2 separate regions of the Homo sapiens genome follow, and region 1 is linked to region 2. A link is a loop called in an ENCODE intact Hi-C map of the cell type or tissue named here. Cell type or tissue: B cell. All regions are shown on one strand. Links, peaks and the distances in the headings refer to the core of each region. The heading gives the core; the rest is flanking DNA.

Evidence for each region. A loop is a pair of places that touch in the nucleus more often than their neighbours do. Peaks named below come from ENCODE experiments on the same cell type or tissue, not always from the same donor. Only the 100,000 strongest peaks of a DNase experiment are listed, where the experiment ranks them.
Region 1: it touches region 2 in a loop (12-fold over the local background); 45 of 110 quality-filtered maps call a loop at or near these places.

Annotation. Positions count from the first base shown.
Region 1 is chr6:69,722,820-69,739,316 of GRCh38, reverse strand. LMBRD1 (LMBR1 domain containing 1) reads left to right here. Exons shown (of 16, transcript NM_018368.4): 7 at 1,302-1,375. Among named protein-coding and RNA genes, the nearest start is that of LMBRD1, 66 kb to the left of the region's middle. In B cell, for the core only: CTCF peaks have their summits at 6,310, 6,511 (motif pointing left), 9,082 and 9,288 (motif pointing right); a DNase peak (open chromatin) is centred at 6,476; H3K27ac peaks cover 1,657 bases.
Region 2 is chr6:70,098,702-70,115,198 of GRCh38, reverse strand. It overlaps COL19A1 (collagen type XIX alpha 1 chain), which reads right to left. Exons shown (of 51, transcript NM_001858.6): 16 at 12,977-13,030. Among named protein-coding and RNA genes, the nearest start is that of COL9A1, 200 kb to the left of the region's middle. In B cell, for the core only: CTCF peaks have their summits at 6,531 and 6,733 (motif pointing right); a DNase peak (open chromatin) is centred at 6,758.

The DNA.
Region 1 (16,497 bases), core at 3,373-11,372, 380 kb after region 2:
ATAATTAATAATGATCAATTTTGAGTTATTTGGTTCAGATGATTTTGACTATTAGTAATATTAACATTTCGATTGGCCAAATATGTCAGCATGTCTATTTTACCATTTCTAAGACACATAATTTTTCAGATTTTTACATCGCTGTTTTGGAGATACATTTTACAAGTGATAGTACCTTAAAATTATCAGCCAGATGTCAGACCCCTCCTAGTTGTATAAACACCTTCTCATGATACTTCTGGTATGATCAGTAAAGTAACAGCATCAAAATGTCTTTGATTTGATAAAAAGTAGTTTTAAAAAATTAAGGCTTAAAAATTTGCCTTGCGTGATTGTGAATTTGTTAATAATATGCCTTCTTTATGTGTTATACAAAACTGAGACATGAGTTTTAAGATGATAGATCATTATAATTTTATTAGTACTCATAAAAGATTAATGTCAATACATTAAATTAATCAAAACTTTGTATTTGATTCCACAGGACTTGCATTTAAACTCGCTCAATACAGGCCTAATAGGACCTGTATTAAAACTGGAAAAAGTGTTGCTCCTAAGAATATTCAAATTTGCATAGTATTTTATTACATAATTTGATATATTTATGTGAAAGTGTCATTCCTGCCCCTCACTCTTTGACCTTCCTTTAGATAATTTCCTAAATCCAATGCGTTAGCATAGTATTTTGTGTGTGTGTGTGTGTGTGTGTGTGTGTGTATTTTTAAACCTATTTTCTCGTTGTGTTTGCTTTTATTTTTCTGCCAAGTAGGCAAGCTTGTCCTTTCAAGTTAAAAAGTGAAATAAATCTTTAATTAAGATTTTAGTTTTTGATTATCTATTAAGAACCAATTTGAAAATTAAGAACAAAGAAACTGGAAGTCTCAAGACTGAGGGGAGAAGGGAGAAAGAGTCAAGGTCAGTGGCTTTCCTATGAAATGTTATTTCTCAGGGTCTGCCATTGAGAAAGGCCATGTGATCTTTTTAATCACCTTTTGAGCATCTGATATTTTGCTGATCTCTTTTTGGGCCCAATAATTAGCCAGTAATTTTCCTCTTAATTTTAAGACGTGAAGGAAAGAAAATCTCAGCTAGTCAGAAAGATTTTTTACAAATCAATTTTTAAAGAGTCCTTTAGAAACTCTTTTCTCCACTTGGAGTTAGCACTTCAAGAATACGGTAATACATATTGGTTTTTATTTCTTCAAAATGTGTAAGCAGCTCAGCTTTCTATGTTGATTTGCTAAATATAAGGATTTGAGTAGTATATATGTACATTTTTAACAGTTTTTCTTTCTTCACAGATGGTTTAGCTGCATTGTCATTTTCTATCAGTTCTCTGACCTTGATTGGAATGTTGGCAGCTATAACTTACACAGTAAGTGAAATGGGGATAATTGAGTTAAAATTGCCTTATAAAACAATTTTTTTACCTTAGTAATTTATTAAACTTTATTCTGTTTTCCTTTATAATATTTTGATTCTTTTTCAATTTTTCTTCAGTTTTCTTTACTTAAGGGTAAAATTTTAACTACTTAGCCATCATCATTTTAGCTGTATTTGTGCAATTTCATAATCAGAAATTTTATAACTTATGAACCTTGAAGGTGGTTATATACTGTTATAATAATCTATGCTTATAAATCTATATAATAGATTTATAATACCTGATATGCTTATAAATCTATATGCCTATAGATTTATAAGCATATTAATAGATTTATAATATAAGCATATAATATATAATATAAGCATATTAATAGATTTATAAGCATATTAGAACTCTGAACCATAGACCATATCTATTACTGGTTTTGCAGATTTACTCTACTTGGGGATATAGGGCTTTTAAAATCAGATATTTTATATAACTTGATACTTCTCTTTTATATGAAATCTGTTCTTATACTCCCAGACTTTTTTCCCCTCAGTCTTCCTGGAAGTGGTAAGGTGTGAATTATAAATGACTGACCAAGTTGTATACAGACTTCTCTTTGAGTCTTTTGCTCACATTGTAGATAAAAAGCTAGTAATAAATGCTTCTTTATTACCTATCTTGAGAGTTGTATAAGCAGCATTAATATTATCTGGAACCTTTCAGATTAATGAAGTTTATGTTGAAGCACTCTTAATTCTTGCAAAGATGAAAATTCTGGTTACAAAGGAAACATTTTTGGGTATTTTCTTAAGATGTCTTCCTTTAGACATAAAGGAAATGGCTATTATCGTAAGAGCAGAATTTAGTTTTGTCACATGATCATTCACGTGCCATAATGTATAATAAAAGAACCCCAAAAGACATACATTTCAATATCTTACAGGTGCTTACTTGGGTACTCAGTTTTATTATTCATTGAAATTTTTGTGTTTTTATGTGATACCACATAAGGAACTTGTCATCTAATATCATTGGGTGATTATCCTTCTATCTCACAGAATGTACAGCATAGTAGTTGTCTTTTAAGAAGTAGTCACAAGTTAATAACAAATTAGGAATTAGACCTGGATTTTAACTGCTATTATTCTGTGACTGATCTGCTATGCTAATCTTGGGTTTGTCCTTTAACCTTTCTGGATCAGTGTCTTCCCTATTAAATGGAAATAGAAAATGTTCCACAGGGATTTTTGAAGGTCAAATGATACTATTTGTAAAAGTGCTTTGAAACCTTTAGAGAAATGAGGATATAGCAATCAATGAAACATAAGTCAGGAGAAAAAAATAGAGAGAAATTCAGTATGTAATGTCAATGTCAAGAACTATGAAGGACCTAGGATATTTACCCTACTTGTAACCTGCCAGTTTTGTGGATGACAACTGAAGATGTAAGACTTCTACTCACAGCAATAGCAGTAGCCATAGGATCAACTTTTTTGTGTGTTGGTTCCCGGAGTCCCAGTTCCCTTAGGGCAATGGGGAGAGAACTAGATGAGACCTGCACATAATAGAGTGTATTGTAGAAGAGGAACCCTGAGCTTAGGGAAGCTGAATCTTTTATAATGGATGGTAAGCATGCCTGTCCTTTGCTCCAGGGAAAGATATTTTCTGCATCTACCAAGACTATTTGCTATACAAAGATCTTTGAAAAGATAGTACAGAAAAAAAAAGTGGTGGGTCGGCGGAGGGGGGGTCAATTAGCTCCTGGCTTGCAAAATATGCAGAAATGAAAGATGCGTGGAGATGTGTCTCCCAGTGGTCAATTGGTAGATACTATGAGGAAAAATAAGGCAGCATAAGTAGATAGACAGTAGTAGAGGCTGAGACTACTGTAAAGATCAGGAATAGTTTCTAACATCTGAACAGAGACCTGAATGAAGTGAAAGTAAGCCATGACAGAAGAGTAAGTGTGAGGATCCTGAGGTGGGCACATACATGCTATATTCAGATACTAGCAAGGAGGCAAAGCCATTGTGGCTGGAATTCAGTTGACAAGGGGGAGTAGTAAAAGTTTCATTGAGAGGTAGCAAGAGGCCATGTCATGTGAGCTTTATAGTCCACAGTTAGGGTTTTGAAGTTTATACTGATTGAGTTTTGAAGCCCCTGGAAGTTTTTAAATGGAAAAGGCATGGGCTCTGACAAACATTTTAACAGTATCACTCTGGTGGCTCCGAATTAAATAAGCTATGAGGGTAGCGAGTGGGAGTGGAGAAAATAAGATGTTACTAAAACTATTTGAAAGAGAGCTTCTTTGTAGGAATGATATTATTGGAAAGAAACATTTTAAACTAATATTTTATATTTAAATGGAAACTTTGAAAATTATTTAAATCAATTAAACTGACATAGTATTCATACTGAATTGGTTAAGCTATCCTTAAAAGAACTTCACTTTTCTAGAATACAGCAGGTCCTCAAATAACATCTTTTTTTTTTTTTTTATGTTGTTTTCCTATAATGTTGATGTGAAAAAAGAACAGTTTCTGGCTAGGGCCACTGTGTGGAGTTTGCATGTTGTTTCCATGTCTGCGTGGGTTTTCTCTGGGTACTCTGGTTTCCTCCCACATTCCCAAGATGTGCGTATTAGGTGAATTGGTATGTCTGAAATTGTGCCAGTAGGAGTTAGTGTAGGTATGTGTGAGTGCACCCTGCAGTTGGAATGGCATCCTGTCCAGTGTTGGTTCCTGCCTTGCAACCTGAGCTAGTGGGATAGGCTCCAGCCACCCGTGACCCTGAACTAAGAATAAGTGGCTTGGAAAATGAATGAGCAAATGAATGCAAATTATTGTAAAATAAAAATTCATGAAGTATACTACATACAAGTGCATAACAATAATTGCAATACAAAAGCGTTCAGCTAGCCCAACACTGTTGTTTCTTTGTTTTTGTTTTTGAACTGTGTGGTGGTAGGAGGAGCTCTTTATAATTTTCACTTTGCAAACATTTATTCCTTAATTTAACCCACTATGACCACAACCATCGTCACTCACTAATTCACCAAAAGTTGAGTATTTTGTTTTTATTAATCTTTCCTAAATGTATGTAGAGCTTACATTTATTTCAGTATTTAATATTAGAAGTGCTTTGAATCTTTATTTAGAAGTTTGGTGATGTTCTTGTGACCAGAAATATGCAATAGGAAGTTAGCTTTTGTTTACGTCAATTAGTCTGTAGTAAAATTGGTTTTGTTGCCAGGCACAATGGCTCACGCCTGTAATCCCAGCCCTTTCGGAGACCGAGGTGGGCGGGTCACCTGAGGTCAGGAGTTTGAGACCAGCCTGGCTAACATGGTAAAACCCCATCTCTACTGAAAATACAAAAATTAGCCGGGCTTAGTGGTGGGCTCCTGTAATCGCAGGTACTCGGGAGACTGAGGCAGGAGAATCGCTTGAATTCGGCAGGCAGAGGTTGCAGTGAGCCGAGATTGCGCCATTTCACTCCAGCCTGGGAGACAAGAGCAAGACTCCGTCTCAAAAAAAAAAAAAAATTGGTTTTGTTATACATCCTTTCACTTAAAGTCCCAGTTTCCAAGAATCCATTGATGACGTTATGTGATGATTTACTGTATAGAGGGCTGGGCTGAAGGATATTGATAAAACAACCAGAGGACCTTATAATGGGATTGAGGGTGGGAACCAGGAACACATAGAAGAGTTGCTAAATAGGTAGAGAGGGGCCACTTAAGGCCTAAGGCCAAGGGAGAGATTCCGATGTAACAGCCCACTAAGATCCAACTTCCTAGCAGTTATTGGTTTTCTTTAAGCAGCATAAACAATAAAATTATAATAATTGGTGTGGAGAGGCTGAAATGTGGATCTCAAGTCCATGGGCCTCCTGACCTACTTTCCCATCTAAATTTCTTCATCTTTATAGTGGTATGATATTTAAGTAATAAAGTAGTGAGGATTTAATTAAATAATCCACCAAGTCTTGGAATCTACTGGCCACTTAATAGTCACTATTAGCTTAAACAGTTGAATATTCACAGTTTCATATGGTTCAAACTATAGTTCCCACCTCTTTCCTCTCTCAGTGAAAATAAACCAAATGCAAAAAGCAGTTGTATCATGATCAGTGAGAATGTTTCTTATTCAAAGGTAAGTCAAAAAGGCATTCATAATTGAATGGTGGTTAGTTGGGGTTGGGGGAGTGTGGATAGAGAGATAATATCATTCGAATAGCACTACAAGTACTCAAAGCTCAGGTTTTGCTGCCAAGCCATGATTTGGCCAGTTTTAATACCTGTGGTGTATAGAGGGAGGGGAAGAGGAAGGTAGATGATACCCTGTTCAAGAGGGGCATCATGGTGTGTATAGCTGAGCTCTGGTCATGAATGTTGAGTTTGTTTAAAATCTATTACCTGATCCCAAGCTTCCCCATCTGTAAAAATGAGCCAATAATACTTACCGAAATTTTAGTAAAAATTCAGTGAAAACCAACAATTTATAGATATGTGGTTTTATTGTAGATAGGTAGTTAAATAGTATAATTATCATATTTGCTTGTAGTTGGGATACAAAGTTTTCTCCTAACTTACCTTGGAAAAGGTTGAGAACTGGACTTTCCTTGTGGCACCTTGAAAGAGGGTATAGAAAATATGCATGAGGACTAGAATAGGTTTAATCTTAATTAAAGTACCCAGAGTGGGAAATTAATACTTGAGTACTTTGACCCTAAATATAATATGAAATGTAAAAATCATGTTTGTTATGGAATTTGTAACTGAATTTTTTTTTTGTATTGAGGCTAGAGAAATTTTTTTATCTTATGTGTCAGTCAAGTGTGAATTTCTTAGTTATGTATTATTGTTTATTTTTGAAACTAGTTGATTATTTAAATTTTACTGATTCTGACTACTGTACCCTGTATTAATCAATGCCAAATAATTGGACAGTGAGCTTTAGGAGAAGGAGGTCAAACAGCATATTAGTTTGCCTATTATTTTAAGCTTACATTGAAAGGGAATTGATACTTACTAAATTTAAAAAAGTAAAACTTAACAGGCACGGATATATATGTAGATATTCTAATTTTTTGGTGCCACCAAGTGGGGAAATGTTGAATAATGATGTCTTCAGCAAAATGTATCGTATGGACCAGTGAACTGCCTATAGAAGCAGTGACTGCTAAATTGTTTACTATATACCTCTATCCATAAAACTTTAAATATGTCCACCAGGATATTTATGATTATAAATACATATTTACATATTATTATGCTAATCTTTGTACATTTAATGTAAAATATAAACTAATAGGTTAAAGAACATTAAAGTGATAAAGATTCAAATATAGAAATAAAACATTTAATATTTTCTTCTTGTACCCATCAAATGTTGGTTTGCCTCCATGTCTTAGTTCAGGTCAGTATAACAGATGTACCATAGACTGGGTGGCTCAAACAACAAACATTTATTTCTCATGGTTCTAGAGACTGGGAAGTACAACATCAAGGTGTCTGGTGTCTGGTGAGGGCCCTCTTCCTTGATTTGCAGTTGGCTGTCTTCTCATTCTATGCTCATATGATAAAGAGCAGGGAGAGAGAGGAAGCAAGCTCTATTGTGACCCTTCTTATAAGGGCATTAATCTTATTTATAAGGGATTCACCCTCATGACTCAGTTATCTCTTGAAAACTCCACCTACAAATATCACACTGGGGATTAGATTTCAACATACGAATTTTAGGGGAAAACAAACATTCAGTTCATGTTACAACACCTTATGAATCACAGCAGTGGTTCTCAATAATATTTAGAGAAAGAAATTCCCTTTAAAAGTCAAATTTCTCAGCCTATGTGATAGCATATTTCACTGAATATATGCTACCGATTGTAAGGTGCACCGTTACTTTATGTGTCACTATAAGGAAAAATCTGACAAGTTTTTCTTAATCATTTATAATCTTTGTTTTATATTTAGTGAGTGAGATTTGTTGGATTTGTCTGCATTCATAACAAGGAAAATATGAAATGAAAGGCGTTCCTAAAACTTTATATTTGGAGTGTGAGAATTCTATATCACTTTTTGAATTGGTTATTGATGTTCATGTTTTACTATACGACACAGATGGTTTTTGACTTACAGTGGAGTTACATTCTGTTAAATCCATCGTAAGTTGAAAATATTTTCAGTTTGAAAATGCATTTAATACACCTAAACTACTGAATATCATAGCTTAGTTTAGCCTATCTGAACATAATAGCTTAGTTTAGCTTATCTTAAACTTGCTCAGAACACTTACATTAGCTTACAGTTGCACAAAATTATCTAACACCAAGCCTATTTTACAATAAAATATCAAATATTTTCTTATGTAATTTATTGACTACTGTACTGAAAGTAAAAAAGAATGGTCTCATACCATCACAAAGTATGAAAATCCTAAGTTGAACCATTGTGACATGGGAACCAACTGTATTGTCTTTTATTTTTATTGATACATAATAGGTATACACATTTTCCAGGTACATGTGATAGTCTGAGGTGTTCATATAATGTGTAATGATCAAATCAGGGTAATTGGAATATCCATCACCTTAAACATTTATCTTTATGCCAGGAATATCTGAATTATTCTCTTCTAGCTATTTGGAAATATACAATAGATTATTGTTGACTGTAGTCACCCTACTGATCTATTGAACACTAGGTTGTATTTTGTCTATTTAACTGTACTTTTGTACCCATTAATCAAGCCTCTCTTCATCTCCCCTCCCTACTCCCTACCCTTAACGGCCTCTACTCTTTTAGTCATTAGTTGTAGTCACTGTGTTAGGTGAAATAAGCTGGACTCAGAAAGACAAGTTTCACATGTTTTCGCTCATACACAGAAGCTAAAAAAGTGTATTGTCTTTTATGCTATCAAGAGAATTGATGTGCAGCTTTTCTTGTGTGTTCTATTCTTATCTCTGGGATTTTCTTCGAAGCTGCCAACACACCTATCCTGTAAATTTAAGATGTTTTGCTGTTGTTTCTTGTCTTGCCATATAGAAGGGAATCCTTTTGCATATACCTAAGCAGAAAAATGCTTCTCTTTTGGATATCTTCCTTTCTTAAGCTTATGAAGCACTTGACTGTTGCTTTTTAAGAAAATACAGAATTATGCCCATTATTCTAATGAATATTTTCTTTACTACCGATGCATCTTCATTCTCTTTCTCCTGACTTACACATTAACTTTTTGCTTTAATGTCAAATCATATTATCTTTTAAGACATAAGTGGCAATTAAACTCAATAATTGTACCAAGAATGCATGTAATTCAACTGAAGTGACTGTAATGTAACTTGCTGTGACCAAATTTGTGAATGTGCATGTAGCGACAACTATGTCATGGCTTCTGCCTAGCCTTCAATTATATGATGCCTTCAATTTTTAGATGCATCCAAATTTCACTGATATTAAATGTAAGAAAATATATACGTCTTAGACTCAGTGAATACTTAAAAGGAAAGTCTTGAGTACCTGTGTTGTTTCATTAATCATAATAACATGTACATCTTTGAATAATAGATTTCACAAATATGTGGAAGACATTTATTAAGTCTACAGGTAGTATTTAGTGTTGACCCTTTACAATAATCTAAGGCCTGCAGAGTTGGAAACCAGCATTCCAGATAAAGGAGAGAGATATGTAAAGAAAACGTGCCCTTCTAAACTGAGCGGTAAAAGAAGTTATTAGGAATGTAGTTTGTATATATTATTTTAAAACATTTTAGTTTTCAAATACAGTTGGTGATTTATTCTTGGAAGTCAAAATAAATTTGGAGACAATTAGGGCCAACCTATTAATAGAAGCATTTTAAACTATACAATCTCTTTAGTTTTCTGATTTTTTTTTCTGGAAATTCACTAGAGGGCAGTAGTAAGTAATAAAAGTTTTGTGTTTCTGAAAAGGATAGCCTTTTTGTACATTAAAAAAAAAGTCTGAAGTGAAGTTCGTGAAGTTCAAAAGATTGTTGTTTAAAGACCTTAAAAGTTATAATGTTTTATATAAGGTCTATGTCAAGCTTATCATAATCTAAATATTGTAGTTAAATTTCCTGATAATTATTGAAAATGCAGTCCAAAAACAAGCTAAAAGCTTGGTAACCAAACGATGGCACCTTTCTTCTACGTTGTCTTCGGACAATTAAAAATTTAAAAATAGTGTTTTGTTCTGGTCTTATGTTACCGCAAGTTGTTACCAGAAACTTTTTTATTTTATAAAATATTTTAAATTAAGCTATTTAGAAATTCAGTTCAGCTCTTCTAATAAGTATATCAATTCCATTTAAGGAAATAACTTTGTGTGAATTAAGAGCTGTCTCTTCCTAAAAGCTTATTGGTCAATTATTATCTTCTTGGAGAAATTATTTTATTAATTTAATAATAAATGTTTGTTCTTGAAACAAAGGTAGGAGGAAAAAGAATTGGGACTTAGTCATTACATACCAGATAGTCTACTGTAGTTGTTATTAGTCTGGCCTAGAAATCTGTTCAGCCAAGTTTGGCAGATCTAGTGATAAAACAAATGTGCAGATGAATAATGTTAATATACCTATGCGTTATAATTGAGTTATAAGCAAGGGACATTTACAAGTCAGGGAAGGTTTCTCAGACGTATTGTAATTAAACCGAGACCTGAAGGGCATTAACAGTTGTTAATGAAATAAGATGAGAAGGTGGGCATTCTAGATGAGGGCACTACATGGAATAAAATGTGTATGTTGGACAAAGCCTAAAGTAGCATAAAATTGTAGTGTTTTAAGAACTATGAACAATTCAGAAGCATGAGATAAAGTTAACAAGTTGGTAGGGATCAGGTCATGAAGTGCTTTATATGTAGAATTACATTAATTAGAGTCTTTTCCCAATACCAACCAATAATTGTACCTTTCATAAAAAAAAAATAGCAAAACAACTTTTTAAAACAATTTTATATGTTCATATACATATAGAGGTTGGGAACAAGTAGAATTGCTCTGGTTAAAGTAGCAGCAGATTCCTGCATGGCTAGCTGCCTTATCTTCTGTAGTGGCCCTAGTGGCACCTTTCCAGATTCCTAGGAACTCATACCAGAATGCTTTGAAAAATACATTTATTAGTCCTGTAGAATCTTAAAGGATGTTAATTAGAGGAATGACATATATTGACTTGGGTATTAGAGTGAGATCACTTTAGAAACAGTGTAGAAGATGGATTTGTAGAAATTGAGACCAGCAGACCAGTTTAGGATAATTCAGAAGGCCTTGTGTTTGACAGTAGACTGTAAATAAGGGCCATGTTGTTAATACTGACTAGAGCAAAAGGTTCCTTGGGAAACAGTATCGAGTACTGCAGTTAGTGCATTCAGGGAACCTAATCCATCCAACACAGAATAACAAGCATTGAGGACAAATAGGCCTAGATTGGAGGTGGTTGAGGGGACAGGGAAACATACCTGCATATAAGCTGGGCTTAGCAAAATATTGCCATGGCATTTTGTTGTAAAAAGCAACATTCTTTTGGATTATGAAAATAATATGAATGATGTGGTTTGGCTGTCTGTCTCTACCCAAATCTCATGTTGAATTGTGATCCCGAGTGTCGGCGGTGTGGCCTGGTGGGAAGTGATTGGATCATCGGGGTAGTGTCTAATGGTTTAGCACCATCCTCGTAGTACTGTCTTGGGATAGAGTTCTCACGAGATCTGGGTGTTTAAAAATCTGTAGCACCTCCCACTTCACTCTCTTCTTCCTGCTCCAGCAACATATAACGTGCTGGCTTCCCCCTTGCCTTCTGCGACAATTATAAGTTTCCTGAGGTGTCCCTAACCATGCTTCCTGTACAGTTGGTGGAATCGTGAGCCAATTAAACCTCTTTTCTTTATAAATTACCCAGTCTCAGGTAGTTCTTTATAGCAATGTGAGAACGGACTAATACAATGAGTAATGAGAATTGGTAAATAATCATATAATACTATATATTAATCAGAGTCTTAAATTATTCTGTTACTTTTTATCAATAATGTTTAAAGAATATGGAAGTACTAGAATAACCAAATTAAATAGGTTAAAATGATAATAAGGATAGGAAAATCCTATAAGGAAATGTTAAAGGAACTATCAGGTACTTTAGTTCCCATAGGCTTTATTCTTTGTATTTTTCAATGTTTTGAGGATATATAATTTAATATTAAAAATATAAACGAGATGCTTTTAATTTTAAAAAATATATTTAGAGGGTGCAAGTGCAGTTTTCTGACATGCATATATTGCATTGTGGTGAAGTCTAGGCTTTTAGTGTAGCCATCACCCAAATTGTGAATGTTGTACCCAGTAGGTAACTTTTCAACTTTACAATATACATTTTAAACCCAATTATATATTTTTCCTTTTATATTTCACCAAAGTATACATTTTGAAAGTATACATTTGATAAAAATTGAGGTAATTAGAGGGAAATTACTCTACAGGTTGAGTATCCCTCCCTAATCTGAAAATCCAAAATCTGAAAGCTTTCAAAATTTGAAACTTTGAGCTCAAAAGAAATGTTCCTTGGAACACTTTTAAAAATTATTTTTAATTTTCGTGGGTACGTAGTAGCTGTATAGATGGAGTACATATTTTGGTATAGGCATGCAATGCATAATAATCACATCATGGCAAATTCGGTATCTCTTCTGTCAAGCATTTATATACTTTGTGTTACAAACAGTCCAATTATATTCTTTTAGTTACTTAATTTAATTTAATTATTTACTTTTGAGACAGAGTTTCACTCTGTTACCAGGCTGGAGTGCAGTGGCGCGATCTCAACTCCCTGCAACCTCCACTACCCGGGTTCAAGAAATTCCGTCTCCTGCCTCAGCCTCCCGAGTAGCTGGGACAACAGGTGCTTGCCACCACACCCGGCTCATTTTTTGCATTTTTAGTAGAGATGGGATTTCACCATGTTGACCAGGCTGTTCTCAAACTCCTAACCTCAAGTGATCCACTCGCCTCAGCCTCCCAAAGTGTTGGGATTACAGGCATGTGCCACCTTGCCCAGCCAGTTATTTTAAAATGTACAACGAAATTATTATTGACTATAGTTCACCTGTTGTGCTTTCAAATACTGGGTCTTACTCATTTTTTTTTTTTTTTTGTACCTAGTAACCATCCTTACCTGCCTCCCACTGCCTCACTACCCTTCCCAGCCTCTAGTAACCATCCTTCAATTCTCTGTTTCCACGAGTTCAATTGTTTTGATTTTTAGATCCTACAAATAAGTCAGAACATGTGATGTTTGTCTTTCTGTGCCTAGTTTATTTCACTTAGCATAATGACCTCCAGTTCTATCCATGCTGTTGCAAATGACAGAATCTTACTCTTCTTATGGCTGAATAGTACTCCATTGTATATATGTACCACATTTTCTTTATCCATTCATCTGTTGATGGACACTTAGGTTGTTTCCAAATCTTGGCTGTTGTAAACAGTGCTGCAACAAACATGGGAGTGCAGATATCTCTTTGATATATGGATCTCCTTTCTTTTGAGTATGTGCCAAATAGTGGGATTGCTAGATCATATAGTAGCTCTATTTTTAGTTTTTTGAGGAACCTCCAAACTATTCTCTGTAGTGGTTGTACTAATTTACATTCCCACCAACAGTGTACAAGGGTTCCCTTTTCTCCACATCTTCACCAGCATTTGTTGTTGCCTGACTTTTAGATAAAAGCCCTTTTAATCAGAGTGAAATGATAATCTCAGTTTTGATTTGCATTTCTCCGATGATCAGTGATGTTGAGCACCTTTTCATTTGTCTGTCATTTGTATGTCTATTTTAAGAAATGTTTATACCAATCTTTGGCCCACTTTTTAATATGGTTATTAGGCTTTTTTCTGTAGAGTTGTTTGAGCTCCTTATATATTTTGGTTATTAATCACTTGTCATATGGTAGTTTGCAAATATTTTCTCCCATTCTGTGCCTTGTCTCCTAATTGTGTTGACTGTTCCCTTTACTGTGCAGAAGCTTTTTAGCTTGATGTAATCCCATTTGTCATTTTTTGCTTTGGTTGCCTGTACTTCTAAGGTATTACTTAAGAAGCTTTATCCAGACCAATGTCCTGGAGAATTTCTCCAATGTTTTCTTGAAGTCGTTTCATAGTATGAGGTCTTTGATCTTAGGTCTTCAATTCATTTTGATTTGATTTTTGTATGTGGCAAGAGATAGGGGTCTAGATTCATTCTTCTACATATGGATATCCAGTTTCCCTGGCACTGTTTATTGAAGAAGCCGTCTTTTCCTCAATGCATGTTCTTGGCACCTTTGTCAAGAATGAGTTTACCATAGGTGTGTAGATTTGTTTGTGGGTTCTCTATTCTGTTCCATTGGTCCGTGTGTCTGTTTTTATGCCAGTACCATGCTGTTTTAGTTACTATAGCTCTGTAATAGAATTTAAAGTCAGGTAATATGATTCCTCCAGTTTTGTTCTTTTTGCTCAGGATAGCTTTGGTATTCTGGGTCTTTGGGATTCTGTATACACTTTAGGTGTGTGTTTTGTGTGTGTGTGTGTGTGTGTGTGTGTGTGTGTGTGTGAAGATTGTCATTGCTATTTCGATAGGGATTGCATTGAATCTGTAGGTTGCTTTGAGTAGTATGGACATTTTAACAATATTGACTCTTCCAATCCATGAACATGGAATATTTCTTCATTTTTTTGGTGTCTTCCTCATTCATCAGTATTTTATAGTTTTCATTGCAGTGATCTTTCACTTTTTTGGTTAAGTTAATTCCTAGTTATTTAATTTTATTTGGGGCTATTGTAAATGGGCTTACTTTTTTAAATTTATTTTTCTGATTGTTCACTGTTGGCATATAGAAATGCTACTGATTTTTTGTATGTTGATTTTGTATCCTGCAACTTTACTGAATTTGCTTGTCAGTTATAATAGTTTTTTGGTGGAGTCTTTAAGTTTTTCCAAATATAAAATTATATCATTGCAAACAAAGGTAGTTTGACTTTTTCCTTTCCAGTTTATATGCCCTTTCTTTCTTTGTCTTGTCTGATTGCCCCAGCTAGGACTTTCATGTTGAATAGCAGTGTTGAAAGTGAGCATCCTTGTCTTGCTCCAGAACTAAGAAGAAAGGCTTTCAGTTTTTCACCATTCAATGTGATACTAGCTGTGGACCTCACATATATGGCTTTTATTACATTGAGGTATATTCCTTCTATACTCAGTTTTTTGAGGGTTTTTATCTTGAAAGGATGTTGAACATTATCAAATGCTTTTTCAGCATCAATTGAAATGATCATGTGGTTTTCATCCTTCATTCTCTTGATATGATGTATTACAACGATTGATTAGAAAGATCATTCATTATGACCAAGTGGGATTTATCCCTGAGGTGCAAGGGATGGTTCAACAAATACAAATCAAATGAACCATCCCTTGCATCTCAGGGATAAATCCCACTTGGTCATAATGAATGATCTTTCTGATGTTGAATTTGGTTTGCTAATATATGGTAGGGGTTTTTGTATGAATATTCATGAATATTGGCCTGTAGTGTTTTTTTTTTTTTTTTTAAATGTGTCTTTGGTTTTGGTATCAGGGTCTTATAGAATGAAACTAGAACTATTTCCTCCTCCTCCGTATTTTGGAGCAGTTTGAGTAGGACTGATATTAGTTCTTCATTAAATGTTTGATAGAATTCGGCAGTGGATCAGCAGTAGGTCCTGGGCTTTCCTTTATTGGGAGGCTTTTAATTACAGTTTTGATCTTGTTACTCGTTACTTATTACTGGTCTGTTCAGGATTTGGATTTCTTCATGGTTCAAGTTTGGTAGGTTGTATGTGTCTATGAATTTATCCATTTCTTTTATATTTTCCAATTTGTTGGCATATAATTAGTTGTTCATAGTAGCCACTAATGATCCTTTGAATTTCTGTGGTATCAGTTGTAATGTTTCCATTTTCATCTTTTATTTTATTTATTTGGGTTCTGTCTTTTTCTTAGTCTGGCTAAAGGTTTGTCAATTTTTTCTTTTTAAAAAACCAACTTTTTGTTTCATCTATCTTTTTTATTGTTTTATTCCAAATTCATTTATTTCTGCTCTGATCTTTATTTCTTTCCTTCTCCTAATTTTGGGTATGGTTTTTTCTTTATTTTTCATTTCTTTAAAATGCGTCATTACAGTATTTGTTTGAAGTTTTTCTTCTTTTTTGATTTAGGCACTTAGAGCTGTAATTTTCCCTCTTACTGCTACTTTCGCTGTATCCTGTAGGTTTTGGTATGTTGTATTTCCATTATCATTTGTTTCCAGAACTCTTTCAATTTCTTTTTTAATTTCTTCATTGACCCACTGGTCATTTAGGAGCATATTGTTTAATTTCCATGTGTTTGTATAGTTCTCTAAATTCCTTTTGTTACTGATTTGTAGCTTTGTTCCATTGTGGTCAGAGAAGATGCTTGATATTATTTCAATTTTTGTGAATGTGTTAAGATTTGTTTTATAACCTAACATATGGTTTATCCTTGGGAATGATCCATGTGCTAAGGAAAAGAATATGTATTCCACAGACACTGGATGAAATGTTCTTTAAATGTCTATTAGGTCCATTTATTTTGTAGTGCAGGTTAAGTCTGATGTTTCTTTGCTGATTTTCTGTCTGAGAGATCTGTCCAGTACTGAAATTGGGGTGTTGAAGTCTCCATTGTTAATGTATTGGGGTCTGTCTCTCTAACTCTAATAATATTTGCTTTATATATCTGGGTGCTCCAGTGTTGGGTGCATTTATAATTGTTATATCCTCTTGCTGAATTGACCCCCTTATCACTATATAATGATCTTCTTTGTCTTTTCATACAGTTTTTTGCCTTGAAATCTATGTTCCCCAATATAAACATAGTTACTTTTGTTCTTTTTTTGTTGCCATTGGCATGGAATATCTTTTTCCATTCCAGTCTGTATGTCTTTGTAGGTGAAATGTATTTCTTGTAGGCAACAGATCAATGGGTCTTGGATTTCTTATCCATTCAATCAGTCTATGTCTTTTGATTGGAGAGTTTAGTCCATTTACATTCAGTGTTGTTACTGATACGTAAGGACTTCTGC
Region 2 (16,497 bases), core at 3,108-11,107:
GGAAAGGAGAAGAATAAAGGGATGGCCCTTGGGGGCTAAGGACAGGAGAAGACAGTACCAAGTAGGAAAGGGAGGCTGAGGACTCTGCAGACTGCATCTCTGCCTCCACCACCGTTAGGCTGAGGGCTTTCACTTTCTGGAAAGAGGCTTTGAGAAATGACTTGTGAGCCAAGTCTTCAGGTTAACTTGGATTGTAAGTGGTGGGGACTCAAATGGAAATAAGCTCAGGGAAAATTCATGTTTCAGTGCTAATCTGATGGACCTGTTTCATTCATTGGTCAATACAAAAGAATACAGTTATGAAACTTAAATGCTCTCAATTTAAAAGAGATGTTTTCAAGTGTGTTTGTTCACATTGAAAATAGAATCTAATGAGTTTTTCCAGATGATGAATATGTATATGCATATATTTAGGCCAACATTCTTAGATGGATGAAGTTTCTCTATAAAGACTTTAACAGAGGAAAATAGGAAGGAGGGGAGCCAAGCAGATAGAAGAAAAATTTACATGCAGGTGATAATAAAAGAGAAAAAATATCAACCCTTTTGCTTTGGAAATGTCAGTTCCTAAATCCTGGGAAAGAAAGACAAAAATAATGAGAAGATGGCAAATAATGATTAAATGAGGATAATGATAACAAAAATATTAATAAATAACAATAGTTACCCTTTGAAAGTGACAACTGTGTGAGGTACATGCATTATTGCATTTAGCTCTTACAGCAGCCCAGTGAGGTGGTGTTTCCTTATTTTACACATAACAAAAGACTAAATATCTGACTCAAGGTCATATAAATAGTAGACAAGAGCTAGGTTTCAACTCAGGTCTGTCTGACCCCACTGCCTTGATCTTTTAACTCTTTCCCCTAAACCACCTCACAGTGAGAAGGATGATGGGAAAATAAAATACCAATCATCTTAAAGCTGGTTTTTAAACAATCGAGCAGGGCATCGTGTGGTGAAAGATCACAGGATTAATGAGGTATACAATCACTAAGGGCCAAGAAAAGAATGGTCTGAGACTTGGTGTAGACATGCCTTTTGAAAGGGCTGGGCACAGTGGCTAACACCCACAATGCTAGCACTTTGGGAGGCCAAGACGGGCAGATTGCTTGAGCTCAGGAGTTCGAGACCAGCTTGGGCAACATGGTGAAACTCTGTCTCTACTAAAATACAAAAAATTAGCAGGGCATGTTAGCGTGCACCTGTAGTCCCAGCTACTTGGGAAGCTGAGGCAGGAGAATTGCTTGAACCCAGAAGGCAGAGGTTGCAGTTAGCTGAGATCACGCCACTACACTCCAGCCTGAGTGACAGAGCAAGACTCCATCTCCAAAAAAAAAAAAAAAAAAAAAAAAAGAAAGACTTGGATGACAAGAAGAGTCAAGAGGAAAGTGACCAGAATGGGAGAGGGGTAAGGATAAGAGAGAGGAACAACACAGAGACACAAGGAAGTTCAAAATCATGGAGGGCTTCTACTAGAAAGAGAGCAGGAGAAAGAAAGATCAGAGTTAGGCTGAGATGGAAAAGGAAGGAAGTTAACAATCTCAACCAGCATCTTAAATAACTTTTGAGGTTTCAATAATGCCAAATGAAGGGCAAGGAGCCTTCGCGCTTATAAGATGGTGGAAGAAAAGAAAAAATAAATATAGTCAAAGGAGGTGGAATAAAATACTAGCTAATCAAGAGAGTATATTGCTTGGGGATGATTTTGGTGCACAGAAACTCCAAGGAGCATGAAATTGCAGTGGATAACAGTTGTGGGAAAGTTGTCTCACTCAGGGAAAATGAAATATCCTTCACTTAAGACTACAATAGTGCCATTGTATTCTGTTGTGGAGGAGAGATTGTGTATTAGCATTGCAGGAGTCTGAAGAATTTAAGTGATACAGTACAATGGTTTAAGCATTTATCAAGGACATCTTTTGGGAATTTCCCCTACAAAAGATAATAACAGTTTAGTTGGAAGCTGGCAGCGACATGCTTATTCTTGGTGAATGTCTGAAAATTCTGAGCAGTGCTGTGATCCATGATCTTGTCTTGTCTCGCTAGCTTTTCCCCCACCTTGGCATATACTGGCACCATACCTTGAAAGATCTATAGCTCCTAAGTGTCTCAGTCTAAGATATCGCTAGCATCCCTGGTTCACAAGTTCAGAGGCAGTGCGATTAACAGGTGAAGGATTGCAGCAAAGGCAGCTCTGGATGTTGAATGAGAATTTTTCACATCTGCCACTTTGGACATTTTTCAAACTCGTTCCCCCGTGTATTCCAGGAAAGTGTTCACTTGAGCTGGGCTTGTCTGCTTCTGGCCTGCATACTGAGCTGTGTAATTGAGGGAACTCAAGCATAGGCCGTTTATGGTTGTATGAATAAGCAAAATACTCAATATGTGATCTGATTGTCTTCCAAAATTGCACAGTCCCTGGTTTCACTTGTCATTTTGGAACAGAAGTGGGAGGATGAGACTGTGACAGTGAATGCATTCAATGGGCATAATTAACCCATTTCATAAAAGCAGATTTTCTAAATTATGCTAGGAAGCTTGTAGATTTTTTAACACTTTGTTTTCTAAGGCAGAAAAAAATATATTTAAAGGTACTTATTTCCCCAGATATCAACCTAATTGGTGTAAAGCCCACTGCCTTATTGATAGAGTGGGACATTTTGACTGATCTCCATGGCATGATAGTTAGAAAAAAAAAGATTCCTCCCCTAATGCTGCTATTCTGCTTATCCATCCATAAAATGTTTCATACTCATCTCTCCCCAGTATGTCCTGAAAAAGGAAAAATATTATTTGTCAGTGTCCTGCAATATAAGGAGCAGCAGGAATCTTTAGAGTGCCTTGCCACCCACAGATGCAACATCAATGACCCAGTACAAGGTGATAAAAGCCACAGGGGCATGAAAACTAGCAAGGAGGGGAATGTGTGAAACAAATTATTTGTATCCAGTGGTGTCCTCAAAAGATCACCACCAACAAAAACCATACCTTAGGAACAACTGTGCCTCCATCCCCTTGTTTGACCTCAGGAATTTTTCAATATGCCACCAAAATCTGGAGGAAAGATGGCTTACATGGACCCCACAGGCAGCCCACACCTATGAATGCTTTGAGTTTCCATTTACTGTAATTAGGTGATAACATTCATTCTCTTTAAAAGTGTTGGTAGAATGACAACTCTTCCTGAGTTAAGAAAATGCAAGTTTCAAGGCACACTGCTGGGACTTAAGATAACCAGGCTGGTGGCACTAGCTTATACACTGCCAAGTTACATAGAGGCCAAGAGCATGTGCACAATTTGAATAGCTGGGGACATTCTGGGCAGCTCTGGAATAATTGGGTGATTGTGGTCCTCACTTTCAACTCAAATGTGTGATGTTAAGGTCTCTCCCTTATCTATAGGTTGTGCTAATGATAAATCTACAAATGACAATTCTTGGCTCAGCTGAACACCATGGTTATAGACAGTGTGCTCAGGAAAGTTCTAAAAAATAGTTAATAATTTTAGTTTTAAAACACGTGGCCCCATTCCACAAAGGATTTCAGTCAAAGGAGAAGATACTGATGATATCAGCCAGTGAAGAAGTAATCAGTGATATTAACTGTTACTAATCCCATAGAATGTTTTTCCTGCTTCTTAAAATGAATTTGAACTATTCTAAGCATGCTGAAAAGTACAGAAAATAATATAAATTGCAATGAGTCCAAAATCCTATGTTGTCAAATATTAACAATTTTGCGATATTTGCTTTGGGTCTTTCTACTTTTTAATGAATTCATTACAGACATAGCTGAAGACCCTTCAAATCTTATTTTCTGCCAACTTTTCTTCCATGTTTTAGGTCCCCTAGACAATGCTGAAAACTTGTTGCTTCTCTAGTTATATAATTTCCTTCAGTCTTTACTTTGATCATACTAAGCTATAGTTACTGATGTGCAGAGAAAACTGACTGCAAAAATTGAGCTGAGCTCCTTATTCATCAGGACCTAGAATATTCTTATTAAATGAAAATAATCTTTTCTTGCCTACCTCACAAAGATATACAGCAGTAAAATTACATACAGTATGGAGATCCTCTTGGAAACTATATCATCAAATGCAAACTATAAGATTATTTAGGAAACAAATATCCCGTTCTGAAAATTAAGGTTCTAATAAATCTGACTGGCCTTTGACTTCTCAAATCTTAATGTTTACCCAACACAAAGAAATGATGTTGAATCCAGGCACCATCACAACTAATTACAAGTTTGGTGACCACAGATCAAGGATTTCAAATAGTCTGTCTCATCGTTGCTGTAAATAACACATGTCAGTCCAGATGTCTTAATAGTTGGTTTCAAGAACATAATACAAGATGAAACAAGCAGTCAGTGGCTGTACAAATATAATATTTTTTCCACCATAATGTTACCACTATTAGTAAAAAACACAGGAAGTCAGAAAGTGACTAATAATGTCCTACTGCTGCTGTCCGTAGGGAGAGAAAAAGAGAAATAATTAGAAAATAAAACCTGAGAGCCAGTTTTCAAAATCTCAACCTGATATCCCCAGCTGCCTCACATGCATGTCTATGTATTCTGTGGTCACACAAGGTGACACTGGAATTTTAGCAATGTTGGGAACAGCTGTTTTGTCTGGGACCATTACCCCCATGAGGGACAAGTGGCAATAAACATGATTAACTAGCCATGTCTCCATTTTATAGGTCTTATGTGTCTATATTTTTAAATCTGAGAAAGTGTCATCTTACTTTTTTTTAAGAAATGAAATTCCTATTCCCATTGACTCAAATAAATTGTTAGGTTCATTTTCTCTGAAGATATTACATTGCACAGACTTTAGTCATTTAACAGAAGAGATTGTGGTTCTCTTGCTGAAAGGAAAACTGAGCAACATGACTAAGCCCTGATCAGTTCAAGCTTCTAGAAGGGATGTTAAGAATTTGAATTGGATTCCCATTGATACATGATGAGCTTCAAAATGCATGTAGTCACATTCAAGGTATTCTGAGGGTATTTTAACAAGTGATCAAATGTTTCACTGAGACAGTTTTTGTCATCTGCTTTATTCAGCAGTCCAAAAATGTGTTTTGGGACACTAAATTGTTTTAGAGGTGGGTCCTGCTATATGCTGAAAATAATAACTTTCCTTTCAGTTTTCAGTGCATAGTAAATAAAGTTGGAGACGGAAGATACTCAAGTTGAGAACAGCGATGGATAAGGGGGCACAAGTGCCGGAAGGCACTTAGTTCTATGGCGTTTTGAGGGTATGTATTTTCATTGCCCCAACTGTTCAACTGACTCAACCTATAGCCTATCAGAAAGGAAACATCAGATTTAGCTGTGGGGAAAAAGAAAAGACTTAGATGTGATGAAATTCTCCATCTCTAATGACCAAAGTGATATCCAGTGGATTCAGACAAGACTGAAATTAAATGGGCTACAATCAAACCTTTGTCAATTTTGTTTTCTTTCAGCAAACAAGCCTATTCCCCGTCCACTCAAAGACTAAAGATAATGGGCTAAAAACAATATTACCTTCAGAATAATTTATTTGAATCAGTAGGAACAGTAATTTCATCACATAAAAAAATCAAACCGCTGCAGATACACACACACACACACACACACACACACACACACACACACACTTACAAAACGGAGATGTAACTGGTTATTTCATGGCTACGTGTATCTCTCCACTTGCCCCCCAACCCTTCTTTTCCATTCTTATAAGGCCCTATATGATGAAGCCATTCAGCTCCCAAATCTTTTCTGGCACTATTCTTTTCTTAGCTCCTTTATGTTTATTGAATACATCAAGCTTTTCCCCACCTGAAGCTCTTTGCAAGTCCTGATATTTCTGTTTGGAAAGTTCTTGCTCTGGCCCTTACATGGCCAGCTCCTTCTCAAGGAATGTCTTCTGCTCAGAGACACCTCCCTGGACCACCTCAATTAGATGGTAATGAGAAGAACATCTCCTCCTTCCAAATCATTATCACATTACCCAGTTTATTCCCCCCATAGCACCTCACTCTAAACCGAAATTGTTTTGTCTATTTATTTAACTGCTTATTAACCATTGGTGTACTGCCTCACCACAGACAGTAAGTTATAAAGAAAGGTAGAGACCTTATCTGTAGTTTGTTGTTGCTTTGTGTTTTTAACCACTGTATATTCAATGTTTGTAATAGTGATTAACACATAGTAGATAGGCCATAAGTATTTGTTTAGTAAATAAATTAAATTTTACACCCTAAATTTACTCTTTTAATTGTGCAAACTGATGTATAATTGTAACTTTCAGGACTGTGCAATGATTCATGCTTTAAAGGTAGAAGAAGTTCTACACTGAAGTTAAAATTAAAATAGAAACATGAATGTACATGTTTCAAATCAGACTTGTTTTAGAAAAGAAGCATATGTTTTGTTGGAGTAAGCTCCCAAAAATTAATGCTGCAGAGTTTTATTGGTATTGTACAATAGAAGGGCATTTTAGAGATCCATGAAGTAGGTATGGATTTTTACCTCAAAAGAGCATCAAGTTGACATTGAAAATGACTGCTGATGAAATAGCACTTATATTTAAATTTCAAGGTAAGCATAAATGTAACAAAATCCTGAAAATAATTTTTTAAAAATCATATGGATTTATAAGCTTCAAACATCGAAAAATTTCCATTCCTCTGACATCCTTCAAAGAGCTATTGTCATTCTTTGACTAGAGCTTTTCCTATGGAAACAGTAGATGGAGCTGTTGCCCCATGTTACAAAATTTTTTGAATTTCTGTTTTCAACTGAAATTGCTATGCACACAAATGTGACAAATGGAGCCCACTGCTCAATTCTCATACTGCAATAATGAAACAATGCATAAAAACAATACCAGAAGAAAAAAAGAAAGAAAATAAAAAGTCTTGCCTGTAGCAGAAGAAATAATAACACAATTTTAAATTAGTGTGGTTTTTAATAAACGCTTTTTCCAGTAATGATGAATGAGAAGTAAAGTTAATGTCAAATGGATGGGCTAATACCTACTTCCTTTAATGGCTCATTAGTTAAATTCTCCTACTTTCTCTCCTGCTCCGCCTCATTTCCAGCTGCTTTCCTCTCTTTTCTAAAGGAACTGAAAACCAGAATACTTTGAAATAAACAAAGGCATTCCAAGTCTTGAGACTTTCCAAGTCTCATTATCATAACATAAGTCTATTACTTTCCACTGCTTATGCTACTCAGATAACTGGAAGGTTTTTAAAAAAGACAAGCTTTTATTGGAGTGTGAGGAAGGACAGTTGAGACTTAGAGAACATCACAACTAATAAAATGCAACAGCTCAGATGGTAAAGGAACAAGCCCCACAAGCAAGGAAGAGGCTGTAAATCTCGGGAGAAAAAACATCACTGACTCTTTAGACCTGGTTGTTATTGTTACCTAATTGGGAATAACTTTTGGATCTCTTCATGACGTATCTAGAATAAGTGTGACATATGCAAAGTGATCTTTTATTTCAGCAATTCATTGATAGACATTCAAATTTCTGTTAACTAGATTTTTGGAGAACTGTAAAGAGAGAAAAGAAGTGTTGGTTTAATTACTGATTGAAGACAATCTCTTCTCTCTACAGTGTGAATGGGTGTTCAGAATAATAACAGTGGAACTAAGATACATTTAGATAGAGCTTTACATTTAGAAGAAAGTTCTTTCATATCAATGACATTGGGCTCTTGTAGCCACTGTGGGAAAAAGTAGGTGGGGTAGGTGCTATTATTTCAAATTTACAGAAAAGAAAATGGAGACAAGGAAACATTAAGAAAATTGTTCCAGGACAAGCTAGTGAGGAGAAGGACTAAGTTCCTCACCGCCATCCTATGCTATCCTATACCATCTCGCTGTCTGGAGTCAGGATAGTGCCATTGATTGCAACGGAAAACTCAAACATTGTTCTAGGTATGATGTTTGAGGAAGAATAATCTTAGTTGAACTGTAAACTAGAAGCTTGTCTTTCACACCTGAAGTCTGGCAGAATAAAGGTTTAGGGATCAGTTCCTGTGTTTCAGTTCTGTCTTCACTGCTTGTGTCATCTTGGGTAAGTTACTTGACATTTCCAAGTATCATTTACCCCATTATAAAATGAAGATAATTTCTACTTTTCAAGATAGTTGTAAGGATTCCCTAAGACACTGGAAATACAGTACTTAATGCAGAGCTCGTGATGGTAATACATTCTCCTGGTCTGCTTCATCCCTCTTTCCTCTGAACCTGTTTCCTCAGGAGTTAGTGCTATTTCCTTCCCGAGGGAGATGCTTAGCCCTCTCATACTGAAAAACTGTTCTCAGTCGTAATCTTTATGTATTGAAATAAATCCAAGAGATCTCTATGTAATAGTTTCCCTCCAATGAAGAATATTCGCTTAGGACAAGATAGCAGAAGTTACATGGGACACTTTGGGAGCTTTTTCCTTTGTATAGGTAAGATCAGCTCTGGTTTTTAACAAGGAATTGGACAAATACTTTACAAAAATACATTGTAGCTAGCTCTGTTAACCAGGTTAGTCACTGTTCAATGACAAGCACTCTGATTAAGAATAGTTTCATTATATGCATATTGCATGTGTATAAATTTCAAATAAGTCCTAAAGACACAAAAAGTTGCTATTGAATAATAGTTAAGCTAAATTGGAGTGATATACATGACTTTCCATGAAACACTGATTCACAAAGATAATTTAATAATGTTAGTTTAATAAAACTAGTGTTAGTAAATTTTCCATTATTAGAAATCTTTTTTCCCTAGGAGATATAATGTCTCAGGGGACAAAACGTTGTCCTCTTACACACACACACACACACACACACACACACACGCACACACTTAGCTATTTGTCAGAAATTATTTTGGTAAACAAGTTGTCCTTTTGGTACAAACATTTTGTAAGAAACTGAGAATATACTAATTTGGCTTCAGAACAAATAATCAAGTAGAAGGACTGGTTAAAACACTTTATTTGAATTGCTTCAGGCCATTGGGGACTTAGAGTCCCTTCAATTCAAGATTTTTAAAGTCTTCACTGACACTCCCCCGAATAACAACACTATGTTTGATTTCAGAAACATCTTAAACCCCCAAAGGGAAGAACATTTTCTTATAAAGTATGCTGTTATTAAAAAAATAAAAAAATCATGCCTCCTGGTAATTCCTATTCCTTTGTTCTTTGCAGACAATCATGCTGACTAGAATAAAGTCTCCCTCCAACTTTCCTAAAGACTAATTGCTCAAACATAATGTTTAAATGATATAAAATATTCACTTATTTGAGGGATATTACATAGTATTTAATTACTGTTTGACAAGAGACAAAATTAAAATTTTTTAAAAAATACATTTCACATTTTCATAAGATATTCTAACACATGCTTCAGGATTCTCACATACTGGCCACTGGGGCGAGGTATATACTAACTCCAGTAACAATTAGAAAAACTGTAGATCCTACCAACCCGTCTCTTGTTCTCTTCTTGACTTCCTTCTTGCTATAAAGTAAGATGCATGTCATAAAGGGTTCAATGTTGGAAAAGAAATATAAATGAAAAACAATAATGTTTTGATCTAAAAATGTCCACAATTAAGGGGGAACATCTCTTAAGCTATTTGTAAATTGTAATAAAATACAAATAGCTCCCTGGGAAATCCTAAGAGATAACAAGTGCTCTGCTGATACTTTAAAAATAGTGAATACTGGCCAGGCACGGTGGCTCACACCTGTAATCCCAGCACTTTGGGAGGCTGAGGCGAGTGGATCACGAGGTCAAGAGATCGAGACCATCCTGGCCAACATGGTAAAACCCTGTCTCTACTAAAAATACAAAAATTGGCTGGGCGTGGTGGTGCGCAGCTGTAGTCCCAGCTACTCGGGAGGCTGAGGCTGGAGAATTGCTTGAATCTGGGAGGCAGAGGGTGCAGTGAGCCGAGATCATGCCACCAAAGTAAACACTTTGTCTTCTGCATAGATTTTTTCCTAATTTTTCTAACAAATTGGGTATTTTATTATATTTAAAAAGTTAATAAACCATTTTTTTCAAATATTATGTTCCCAGGATTTAATGAACACTGTGTGTCAGACCCATAGCTGAGTTTAAGTTCTAAATCTATATTTGAAATAAAAATAAGCACCTCTCTCCCCCAAACACTCTGGCAACAAACTAAAGTCTGCGGAATTGAATATTATAAATCCTATCATACAGTCACATGTTTTTTAATCTTCTGAATTCTTCAGTAAACTCATTTGATCTATAGTTGAGAACTCATTCCAGAATTCGGTGTAATCCTCTTCTCTCCTACACATTTGGCAAGCTTGTCATAAAGGCCTTCAACATTCAAATTCCTCCTTTGAGACAACAATTAGCCTGTCTTAAAAGCAGCATCATAGGTTTAGAAAACTACACGAAGGTCTAATCTTGCCTGTTAGCATTCACCAGCTTTTCTTCTTTAAAGCATGAAACAATTATTTTAAAGATCTTACAATGTGTTCTCTGTTTTGCCTAAAACTTTGAAATAAAAATCAACAAAACTGATGCCTTTAAAAGACTAGATTCTAGCATACTGATATGGTTTGGCTCTGCGTCCCCAACCAAATCTCATGTTAAATTGTAGTCTTCAGTGCTGGGGGAGGAACCTGGTGGGAGGTGATTGGGTCAAGAGGGTGGTTTCTAATGGTTTAGCACTATCCCCCTAGTGCTGTCTTGTGAGTGAGTTCTCACGAGATTAGGTTGCTTAAAAGTGCACTTCCCGCTTCACACTCGCTCTTTCCTGCTGCCATGTGAAGATGTGCTTGCTTCCCCTTCTCCCTTCTGCCATGACTGTAAGTTTCCTGAGACCTTCCCAGTCATGCCTCCTGAACAACCTGTGGAACTGTGAGTCAATTAAGCCTCTTTTCTTTATAAGTTACCCAGTCTCAGGTAGTTCTTCATAGCAGTATGAGAATGGACTAATGCAGACACCCAGCTCATGCTTCCTCACCCCCTCATTCCCCCAATGTGCTTTTATATAACAAATATCAATTGGCACCAATGCATTGTTAATAGGACAATCCACTAGAATGGCTAAAGTGAAATGAAATCAATGACAGGACAGCAATCATGTTCATTTTTGGCAGGTGAGCACATCCTAAGAGATTCCTAGGGTACTGGGTTGAGGCCCTCTAGTGGTGGTGCAGGGTGTTTTTGGTCTTTAGGTCACTTACCTGGTTTTAATTTTTTCGTCTACAAAATATATTCATTTGTTACTCAGTCATTAAATAAACAATAATCACATGCTATAGGCTAGAGACTGTTCTAAGCAATGGTGAGAAAATAGAGGTTCAAAAAAGTCACAGTGCAGTGGTCAGACAGATGAGGAAAATAAGAGTCCAAAGTAACATGCCGTGTCTGTCCGAGGTGTAAGATACAGGACCATGGGAGGAAACCTCAAATGCTGAGAGCACTGGCAAAGCTTCTATAGGAGAAATGTTTGAGCTGAGTCATGAAGATAGAGAGAAGCATATATAGGCCTACTGGAGAACATTTGCAAGTGATGGCATTTTTGAAATAGTAAGCGAAGATTACTGATTACAAAAGAAGGAAGGGCATAGAGGAGGATAGGCCAAGGCAGGTAAAAGGCAAACCATGAAGGGCCCAGAATGGCATGTAGAGGATGTGGAATCCATCTTTCTTGAAGAAAAAAGAAGCGATTGAGGAATTTAAAATCAAATAGTTTTAAGCTTTTAGAGAATTTTAAGCCATCCAAGCCCACCTAGATGCTGTCATGATTTAGAGGTTTTGCTCCACTTGGAGAAGGTAGAGGCAATGAGACCAGCTCTCAGATGACTTCAAAAATATAGGTTCAAATTGACAGAGGTCTAAACTAAGGCCGTTGACAGTGAAGACGGAGAGGATTTGTGGGCTACTGGGATGTAGAACTGATATGATTTAGAGACTGTTTAGATGAAGAGGATGAAGAACAAAAAAATCTAGGATTATTTTTAGAGATTAGTTTTGGACATTATACTTTTGTGGTAGCTAGGAGACTTCCAAGTGGAGATACTAAAAAATAAAGGAATGTACCAGCCTGGGACTCAGCAACAATGTCTGGGTTGAAATAAAAAACTGGCATTCATTAATCCATCCAACATGTAGGGGGTAGAAGAAAAGCTGTTAATGGAGACAAAAAGATGGCCCCAGGCATAGGAGAAAAAAACCCAATGTTGCTAAACCAACAGAATAGGGAGTTTCAAGGAGAGAGCAGTCAATAGTATACATTTCTGTGTAGCAGTAAAGTAAGAAGAAGCCTGAAAAGTGCTCAGGGAATCTGCAATGCAGAGATTGTTGGTGACCACAGAGAGTGCAGTGTCAGTGGAGCAGCTTGGACACAAACCAGACTCTCATAGGCTGCAGAGTTACCAGAACTACAAGAAATTGAATATTTTTTTTTTCTAGAAGCTTGGGGTAAAGGATCCAGATAAGCTAACTGGTTAGATGATCTTTATAGCACTTTTTACCAAATCATGAAATTATACTAACAAAATAGTTTCATATCAAGAAAAGTGGATATGCTTCCCCAGATGTCTGATTTTCTAACAGCCTGGATGTTAAGAAATCTAGAAGATGGTGTTCAGGTAGGTTCAGAACAGGATTCATCTATCTGGACACTTGGCTTGGGATGTTCAAGCAGACACTACTGTTATTGCCATTTGTGTAATAAAGAAGTGGGTGAGGTGTATGGACAATTACCAGCCTCCCTCATCTCTTGGTTTGTGGTGATGATGGAGTTAGGAATATAGAGAGTATGAACTACTCATCCAAATGCTGAAACCAGTCATTCTAAACAGTAGAATAAAGGAAATCATTATCTACAGGGGAGTAAAATAATCCTTAGGTAAACACACAGACATAAAGACAGACTCTTTAAAGGGACAGTCATTGTATTGTTTACTCACAGGTGGTCCTGGGGGTCCTGGTTTTCCGGGAGGTCCTGTTTTCCCTCGTCTTCCCTTGAAACCAAAGAAGAATAGATGATAAATACTGTGACTCCATTATATTTTAATATCAAACAATATTAAATGGGAATATTGAAGACAGTAAAAATGAACAGAAAGTTAAGAAACAATTCCAATTCCACATGACTTTTAAATATCAATTTTAAAAGCTGTGGGCCAATTTTTAAGGACCATAATGAGAAGTATAGTACCTGAAATGAATAAACCTTAACTTTTATCAGCAGCCCTTTAAATGCTATCTACCTTGGTTCTTTAGCAAAGTAATATAAAGTATATGAAAGATGGTCTAAGATGGGTATTTTATCTGATGATTCTGTGGTTTCGGATGCAATAACAAGTACATCTGTCATCTTATGTTGGTGTTGTCCAAGAGGGGTCTGAATTCTAATTTTGTATGAGTTATTTGAGGGTGAGTTTGGGTGTTAAACATGCATATTCCTGGACTTCATCCTAGAATTCACGGTTTAGAATCCCGGGGGTCGGAGCCACGAATCTGCATTTTTAAAACTACTTCAGATAATTTTTATGCTCACTAAAATTTGGAAAGCACTGCCCTAAGCCCTATTGTAATTACATATACTGAATGAAGCACATTAGCTCTTTTCTTCCCTTTAGATGGTTAAGCTGTTTTTATAAGTGAAGTAAAATGTATAATTCTTGCATGTTAATCTTCATGATTACAACCAAATATTAACTCTCCCAAGTTCACAACTAGCTAAATTCCAATCGCAAGATGTTGTGCTAACCTCTCTAAGTACCCGTGAATCTAATAACATTTAAAAAGCATTTCATTATTTATTATAAAATTATTTTCTTAAACATTTTTTATTTTTTAAATTTTTAAAAGAGGGAAGTGAGCTTAGGTATTGAAAGCATACATTTTGAATGAGAAGCATTTATGAGCATATGTTTTCTAAATATGGTCACTCTATTTCATTGTTACTAACAATTCTATTTGATTATCACATTGGTAAACTGTCTGTACATATTAAGCCTTATTGATACTTATAAAGTAAAGATATTAGGTTGATCTTTTCAATGCTTTTTTGGGGGAGAATTATAAGTGTAGGCACAGAAAGGCCCATTTTATTCACCAATTTTCTTGCTCTGAAAATGTCAGGCAAAGTTGCCTGATTCCTCTGATTTTCATCTAGTCTTGAAGTGGGGTAGGAGGTCTAAATGCCAGTTGAAACAGTAGAGTAAGTTTTCAGAGATAAACAAGCAAATACAATGCTGGGATTGGATGAGAAATGTGTCCATTGTTCCTGAAGGGAAATTAGGTGATACCATCAAAGACTTTATATGAAAACAGCAGCCTTTTCTATAAATAGCCCTAGTTAACATCTACAGAACAGATTTAAAATTTTTTAAAAATTAAAAACATAGGCTAGGCATGGTGGCTCACAACTGTAATCCCAGCACTTTGGGAGGCCGAGGCAGGCGGATCACCTGAGGTCAGGCCAACATGGAGAAACCTCATTTCTACTAAAAATACAAAAAAAATTAGCCAGGCATGGTGGTATGTGCCTGTAATCCCAGCCACTCTGGAGGCAGAATTGCTTGAACACGGGAGAATTGCACTCCAGCCTGGGAGACAGAGACTCTGTCTCAAAAAAAAAAAAAAAAAAAATTAAAAACACAAATATAATTATTAATAGTAGTGTTTTCTCTTATCTTTCATTTTATAGATCTAAACCATGCAGTTCTTTTGGAGGATTGTAAGATTGAAATGAACATATAATTTAATATTCTCTATACTTAAAACAAGTTATACACATGTACACCATGTTCTAGTCTTGCAGTTTACATTTTCTGAAAATCAGTATATTTGGTCTTTTAGTAAATATAAGTAAATTCGCCTCTGAGGACTAATCAATGATAAAAAGTTTACTTAGAAAGTGGAAACACTGTAATTTATTAATTCACAACAACACAAAGAAACTAAATCAATGGTATCTAGGTAAGTGATTGGTTCTTTCCTTAAGCATACATTAGGTTGAGGTAAGTTAAAACCATAGGATCAACTTTAGTTTACATTCCCCTTTCTTCAAAGGAGTCATGTATATTGATTTGGGCAGGAAGCGGGGAAAATGAAGCTGACTGTTGATTAACTTTTATCGCAGAGTTAATGTTGAAACAAACCAAATGTCAGATATTGTAACATAACATTGGCATGTGTTAAGATGAGGAGTAAAAAGCATCCAAGATTCAGGATATGGTGAGGGCAAGCATCCAGATTCCTGCACTTCACTGCTGATTTCAGCCAGCCTTGCCATTGTCAGAGTGTCAGAGTGTCAGTGTGCATGCTGGAAGAGGGCAGAGAGAAGGCTGATTTTGCCGAGTGGACATGCAGGTAAAATATTTTTGGGGGTTGCTAAGTAATTGGAACATATTGTGTGCACACAACTTTGGCCAGCACATATTTTCACATTAAATGTAGTTTCTAGGCTTGAATTTCTATTAGCACCTTAAATCAGATTTGAACAATTTTTAAAGATGTGCTATACAAAGCAGTGCAGTTACCTTTTTGTTAGGCTTACCACCAAATACATACAGGTTGATTATCATCTGTCCCAAAGTGCTTGGAACCAGAAGTGTTTTGTAATTTTTTTTTTGTTTTGGAATATTTGCATATACATAATGATATATCTTGGGGATGGGCCCCAAGTCTAAACATAAAATTCATTTATGTTTCATATATACCTTATCCACATAGTCTGAAAGTAATTTTATGCACTATTTTAAATAATTTTGTGCATAAAACAAAATTGTGACTGTGTTTTGGCTGCAACCTGTCATGTGAGGTCAGGTGTAGAATTTTCCACTTGTGGTGCCATGTTGTTGCTCAAAAAGTTTTGGATTTTGGAGCATTTCAGATTTCGAATTTTCAGATTAGGGATGCTCAATCTGTACTAGAAACAAGATTCACCTTAGGAAAAACTCTTGAGACTTAAGTCTCAAGTATCAGTGACTTGTGGAGGATAGAGGAGAGGGGTGGATGGATGAGAAATGTGGGTGGAAGCTTTAGAGCATAACAGAGCTATGGGTCCAGGCAGGGCACAATCTCTTTTTTTCTCAATTTTTTTTTTTTTTTTTTTTTTTTTTTAGAGACAGGGTCTCACTATGTTGCCCAGGCTGGTCTCGAACTCCTGGACTGAAGTGATTCTCCGGCTCTGGCCTCCTCCCAAAGTGTTGGGATTACAGGTGTGAGCCATGGCACCTTTCTTAGGGGCTGCAATTTCTATCAACACAATAGTCCATGCCTACTCCCAGACATCATTGTTCTTCTCTCCAAGGACCCCTAGGAATTAACTCCCTTGTCTTGTTTCCCTCCTTCAAGGCCCCAAGCTGCACCGAATACAGCCGCACTGTCTCCTGTTCCTCTGAAGGATCATCTATCTTCTACTTAAAAGCATTAGGGAAAGGCAAAAGCCTACCTAAGAGCTAACAACACTCTTTGG